Linked DNA regions of Homo sapiens: region 2 is linked to region 1. The links are chromatin contacts, found by Hi-C or POLR2A ChIA-PET in ENCODE. All regions are on one chromosome and are shown on one strand. The core of a region is the stretch at or near the end of the contact, and the rest is flanking DNA. Distances in the headings are between cores, read along the strand shown.

Region 1 (2,673 bases), core at 117-2,616:
TCTACAGGGGCTGAGGGTACAGAGAATGAGGGTTTGGGGAATGACCTGCCTGCCCCCAAACTAGGTAGGTCACAGTTGGGGGTCAGAAAACAGGGAAGCCATAGGCAGGGGAGGCTGGTAGAAGGAAAATGGGGGACTGGGGCCTGGGCCCCCATTGCGGGCACACACCAGGGGCATAGGCAGATGGCTGCACTGTGAGGCAGGCACTGACACTCACTCATGCAAAGCCAACACCACACACCACACCAGTATACACATGTACCCTCGGCCCCAGTACTGGACCAAGCCTGGCTTCCCTGGACACATGCACACAGGTGCACACGGTGACCCACGCCCTCCACCCAGCACATATGAGCACAGCATGTTCGCAGGTTGAAGCCTCCAAGTCAGGAAGGAGGCAGATCAAGTCTGAGCTCCCTTAGCCTCTGGCTCTTCGCCCGAGAGCCTCAGGGAAAGAGGCCTTGGAGTGGGGTTGGAGGCAGGGAGGGCATGGGAGGAGAGACTCCCCTTCCAGACAGCCTCCCCCTTCAGTGGGGCACGAGAGGGGGGTGTGTCTGTGAGGTCGTGCAGGGGAGATGGTGTCTCCGTGGGAAATGTGATGGGAGGCTGGCTGTAGCCAAGTTCAGCCGTGTCTGCCTGAGTCCGTGTGTGCGTGTGTGCTCGGGCCATGGATGCTCCCGACACAGAGCCCACCTGGCATGGTGACAAGTGCAGAGAAGAGAAATGGGAAGGCGGGGGTGGAGGGGTGGAAGGACAGACAGACAGTGAGGCAGGCGAGCGAGACTGGCGCGGAAAGACGGCAAGGCTGACACCCTGCTGGCTTGTCTGTCTGTCTCGCACTCCCGCTCTGTCTGGCGCACTCGCGGGTCGGGCTTCGTCCCCTCCCCCGCCGCGCCTGAAGTCGGCTGCAAGGGGGACCTCCGCCCGGCACCCTCTCCAAGCCTCAGCCAACTTGCGCTAGGAGAGTGCCCGTCCTGAATCGGGCAGTCTGTCTGTCCGCTTCCCCCGCGCCGCGCAAAGTTGGGACGCTCGGAGCTGGGGGCGGGGCGGGCGCACGGAGCCCCTCGCACACTGGGACCTTCGCGTCCCGGAACCCCGCGCCCGCGCTAGCGCCCCAGCCCTGCCACTCTTACCTTCCTAAGGAGCCACGGGCCAAAGAGCAAGAGGAACCATTCCGGGAGCAGCCGCATCTTCTCTGGCGGCTGAGCGGGGCAGGCTGGGCGGGTCTCGGGCAGGCGGGAGCCAGGCCTAGGGACGCGGGGCTCCGGGCGGGCGGCGGGGCGGCTGCGGGAGCGGCGGGAGCGGCGGGAGCGGCGGGAGCGGCGGCGCGGCCCGCGGACTGGGCGCGAGGCGCGGAGCCGGCGCTGGGGGCGGGGCGCGGGCGGGGGAGAAAGTTGGGTCTGACTCCGCGGGCGGGGGGCGGGGCTCCGCGGCGCTCCAATCCCGGCCGCGCCCCGCGCGCCCCCTCCCGCCCAGCTGGGGGCACCGAAGGTGACTTTCACACCGGCACGCCCCGGACACGCCCCTGGCCCAGGTGCGAAGCGGAGGGGGTCGAGGGGCTCAGGCACTGGTCCCCCGAGAGGCCGCGTCTGTGCGCCCAGGAGGAACGGGGCAGGGCGTGGGGCTCTGGGCTCCGGGCCCGTGCACCTGGAGTGGGGGCGCCGCGGAGCCCAGCCGGACGACGCTCTCCAAGCCCCGGGCCTCTGCCCTGTTCAGGGCCAAGGTGTGTCGGGGCAGGCGCAGGGCAGGGGCCGAGGTGGGGACGGGCGGGGCCTCGGGCGGCTGCCGCCGCGCGATGCTGACGGGGATGGATGGGCGCCCCGCGGCTCATTCGGCCCGGAGATGAGAATCATTGATCACGGACGGAAACCCCATCACGTCTGTCAATAGGGCTGACAAACGGCGCCCTCCGCCCCGTCCCCGCCTCACCGCACCTCTGCGGTCTCAGGACCCCTCGGCTAGACCGGCTGTTCACCTTTGCCCCTGGCCCCCACCACTGACCCCCACGAGGCCCAGTGCGCCTCTGCATGGGGGCTGGGCAGGAAATCCCTCTCAGCGCCGCCTGCCTGGCCTCTTGGTGCAGTCTCTGTTCCTCCCCTCCCGCCGTCCCATCTTTCACCACCAGCTCTTCTAGATCCTTGTCCCCATTCCCTATCTCTGTCCTTGTCTCTGTCCCCAGCCCCAGCTCTCTGCCCCCATCCTCTTCTCTGTTTCTTCCTCGGTTCCCTCCTCCCCACTGCCTCTCTCTCTCCTGCCCGGGTGGTTTCAGCTGTCAGCTGTTGCTATGCACTGAGGCTGTGGCTGAGGTTGTGGTATGACCAACACCTAGACAGAGATAGGGACAAGCAAAGAGACTGAGAGACAGACACATCCCTTGAGAGCCCACCCCAGGGATGCACGCAGATGCCTTCACGGGGACAGGGCACACAGAGCGAAATACAGAGACAGGCGCACACCTAGCGGCACCCCAACACACAGAGGAGCACAGCAACAGAGGTGAGCACACCTGCACCCAGACGAGCACACCCAGACAGTTGCTCAGTGCGCTCACCCTCTCTTTGTCTTGGCAGAGAGCAAACACCCACAGAGGTGGACACACACACTGAGACATACACAGGTGTATGCTGTCACTGGCAGCCCAGAAGACAAGTGGGGGCACATACAAAGAAATGG
Region 2 (2,673 bases), core at 174-2,673, 540 kb before region 1:
GAAAACAGAAGTTAGAGTGGAAGGAGTGGCAAATAGGGTAATAAAATGGCTTTAGATTTTAGACAAATTCTCACAAATGAGACACTAACCGCTTTCCTCCTTTACTCCCATACCCCCAAAGGGCTGGGAGATAAAGACCTTGGAGCCAATAAAACAAAGTAGGAGAAATCTACTTGTGTCTACCTAGGTGTCTGGGCAGAGGCCATTTGGGAACAAGTGTGTTCTGGACAGTGCTAAGTGCTAAGAAAGCGGCACTAGGGAAAAAGAGGGAAGCACAATAACTCCAAATGAGTAGTCACAAGGTTTGCAGAAGGGGGCATGTCATTTTCATTCATTGTGGTGGTCTGGAGGGTGCAGGGGGTGTGGTGGTAACTTTCTTGCACATGTGCAATCCTGTATCCGTCTTATATATGATGTGATAAATAATATCATATACATACATATATACATAGAAGCATATATGCACACATACAAATATCACATAATCATAGAACCTTCCTACTGGAAAAAAAAAAAAAACTTAAAAGGTCAAGTATTCCTGTCTCCTGCTCATCAATAACTTCTCTGCCAGATGGCCTCAGGTCTTTGCATTAACACTCCCAGGGAGGTTTGGAAGTTGGAAAAGTGAGAGGATTACCTTGTCACTGAGCCTGTTGGATTACTGTATTAATCTGCCTTCCGTCATCCTTTAATCGTAGTTTTGCCCTCAAATGGGCATTGTTTACTCCCTATTGTAGAAGACCCCATTGTTGGCTACATCTTTATAGATAGTCGTACCACTACTTTAAAGGGCCAGTGACAGACACCAAAAACAAAATAAAAACCCACATACACACTGGAAGCAAGCACTCAGTAAAATGTTGTAGAATTAATGAATGAAACAATGACACAAATGAGAGTATGTTTTCTCATGGTGGAGCGAAAAGGTGACAGCATCACCTCTGGTACCCCAACTCCCACCCCCTCCCCAATGCAGACAGGCTGAAAGACCGGTAGTGAGACTGGAGTTCAGCCTTCAGACCGGTAGTGAGACAATCCTTCAGCCGGGAGTTGGGCTCTGGGTGGCCTAGGTTGCCATGGCACCGCCTCGGGCTCCACCCTCTCTTGTCCCCCTCACCGCTCCCCCCCTGCAGCGGGGGTTGTGGCAGCCAGTCACGTGCCCGCCGCGTAGCCACACCTCTGCTCCTCAGAGCAATGTCAAGCGGTCACGTGTGATAGCAACAGATCACGTGGCTGCCATCGCCCCTCCGCCCCCTTACACTCTTCGCCCTCCTCCCAGTCGAAGCACCTCCTGTCCGCCCCTCAGCGCATGGGTGGCGGTCACGTGCCCAGAACGTCCGGCGTTCGCCCCGCCCTCCCAGTTTCCGCGCGCCTCTTTGGCAGCTGGTCACATGGTGAGGGTGGGGGTGAGGGGGCCTCTCTAGCTTGCGGCCTGTGTCTATGGTCGGGCCCTCTGCGTCCAGCTGCTCCGGACCGAGCTCGGGTGTATGGGGCCGTAGGAACCGGCTCCGGGGCCCCGATAACGGGCCGCCCCCACAGCACCCCGGGCTGGCGTGAGGTAAGTGCAGTCCCTTCCCAGGAATGAGAACCAGTGCCCGCCCCCCTCACAGCTTTCCACGCGTTCGTTTCGCGAGCTGGTTATGGAAGGGTCGCTCAAGGGCGGGAAGTGGGGCCTTTGTGGTCATGGGAAAGTATAATTTTAGGGACTGAGGTGTAGGATCTTCGATGCAAGGCATGTGTCATGTGTGATCTTTGTGCGGGGCGCGATTGTCCCAAAGGAAAAAGCGTTTTCTATTGCAGGGCCTCACGTGGCTGGAGGGGTTGGTATTGAGTCATTGTGTTATCTCTGGGGCCGGCCCCAAGGAAGACTGGGAGCGGGGGATGGGATGCTGGTGGTGTTCTTTGCGCTTTTTTTTTGGGAGTCCCTTTGTTGCTGCAGGCTCATACCATCCTAACTCTGTAAGCGACTTTTGGTGATAGGAGTCTGTGATTGTAGGGTCTCCCTTGATCTGAGAATGGCTACCTCTCGATATGAGCCAGTGGCTGAAATTGGTGTCGGTGCCTATGGGACAGTGTACAAGGCCCGTGATCCCCACAGTGGCCACTTTGTGGCCCTCAAGAGTGTGAGAGTCCCCAATGGAGGAGGAGGTGGAGGAGGCCTTCCCATCAGCACAGTTCGTGAGGTGGCTTTACTGAGGCGACTGGAGGCTTTTGAGCATCCCAATGTTGTCCGGTGAGAAGGTGGTGGAGGGTTGGGCGTGGGGAGTAAAGGGAAAAGACAGCCTATAGGTGGGGTGTGATGATCTGTAGAGAAGTGGGGACCCTGAGGAAATAATGAGAGGCCATGTTGGGTTAAAGGGGATTGAAAAGTGAGCATTTACTCTGGTCAGGCTGATGGACGTCTGTGCCACATCCCGAACTGACCGGGAGATCAAGGTAACCCTGGTGTTTGAGCATGTAGACCAGGACCTAAGGACATATCTGGACAAGGCACCCCCACCAGGCTTGCCAGCCGAAACGATCAAGGTGAGTGGGGTTGGTAGGCATTGAGAGGTGGATTGGGACCTTTGTAGTAGAACCTTCTGGGATTTCAGGTATGGTGCCTAGTTTCCAGTGCATCTGTACCTCCCCTTTGAAACTAGGATCTGATGCGCCAGTTTCTAAGAGGCCTAG

Evidence for each region. Hi-C counts contacts between places; a loop is a spot of excess contacts on that map. ChIA-PET counts read pairs that join two places held with the same protein, here RNA polymerase II (POLR2A). Pooled maps may share reads with other maps.
Region 2: a loop to region 1 is called in a pooled map, with 3 times the contacts of the local background. The contact joins the promoter of CDK4 here to the promoter of NXPH4 in region 1. A Hi-C loop is called at or near these places in 5 of 37 single-sample maps with no recorded cell type and 10 of 50 pooled maps. POLR2A ChIA-PET finds 5 or more read pairs at or near these places in 3 of 52 experiments (GM10248, H1 and OCI-LY7).

Annotation. Positions count from the first base shown.
Region 1 is chr12:57,215,487-57,218,159 of GRCh38, reverse strand. It overlaps NXPH4 (neurexophilin 4), which reads right to left and starts at 1,366. Exons shown (of 2, transcript NM_007224.4): 1 at 1,134-1,366. The coding sequence starts at 1,190. RefSeq lists enhancers at 106-712, 713-1,321, 1,469-1,968 and a silencer at 1,344-1,803.
Region 2 is chr12:57,751,060-57,753,732 of GRCh38, reverse strand. It overlaps CDK4 (cyclin dependent kinase 4), which reads left to right and starts at 1,423. Exons shown (of 8, transcript NM_000075.4): 1 at 1,423-1,558; 2 at 1,997-2,233; 3 at 2,391-2,526; 4 at 2,643-2,673. The coding sequence starts at 2,016. RefSeq lists silencers at 974-1,093, 1,324-1,403, 2,134-2,273 and an enhancer at 1,064-1,797.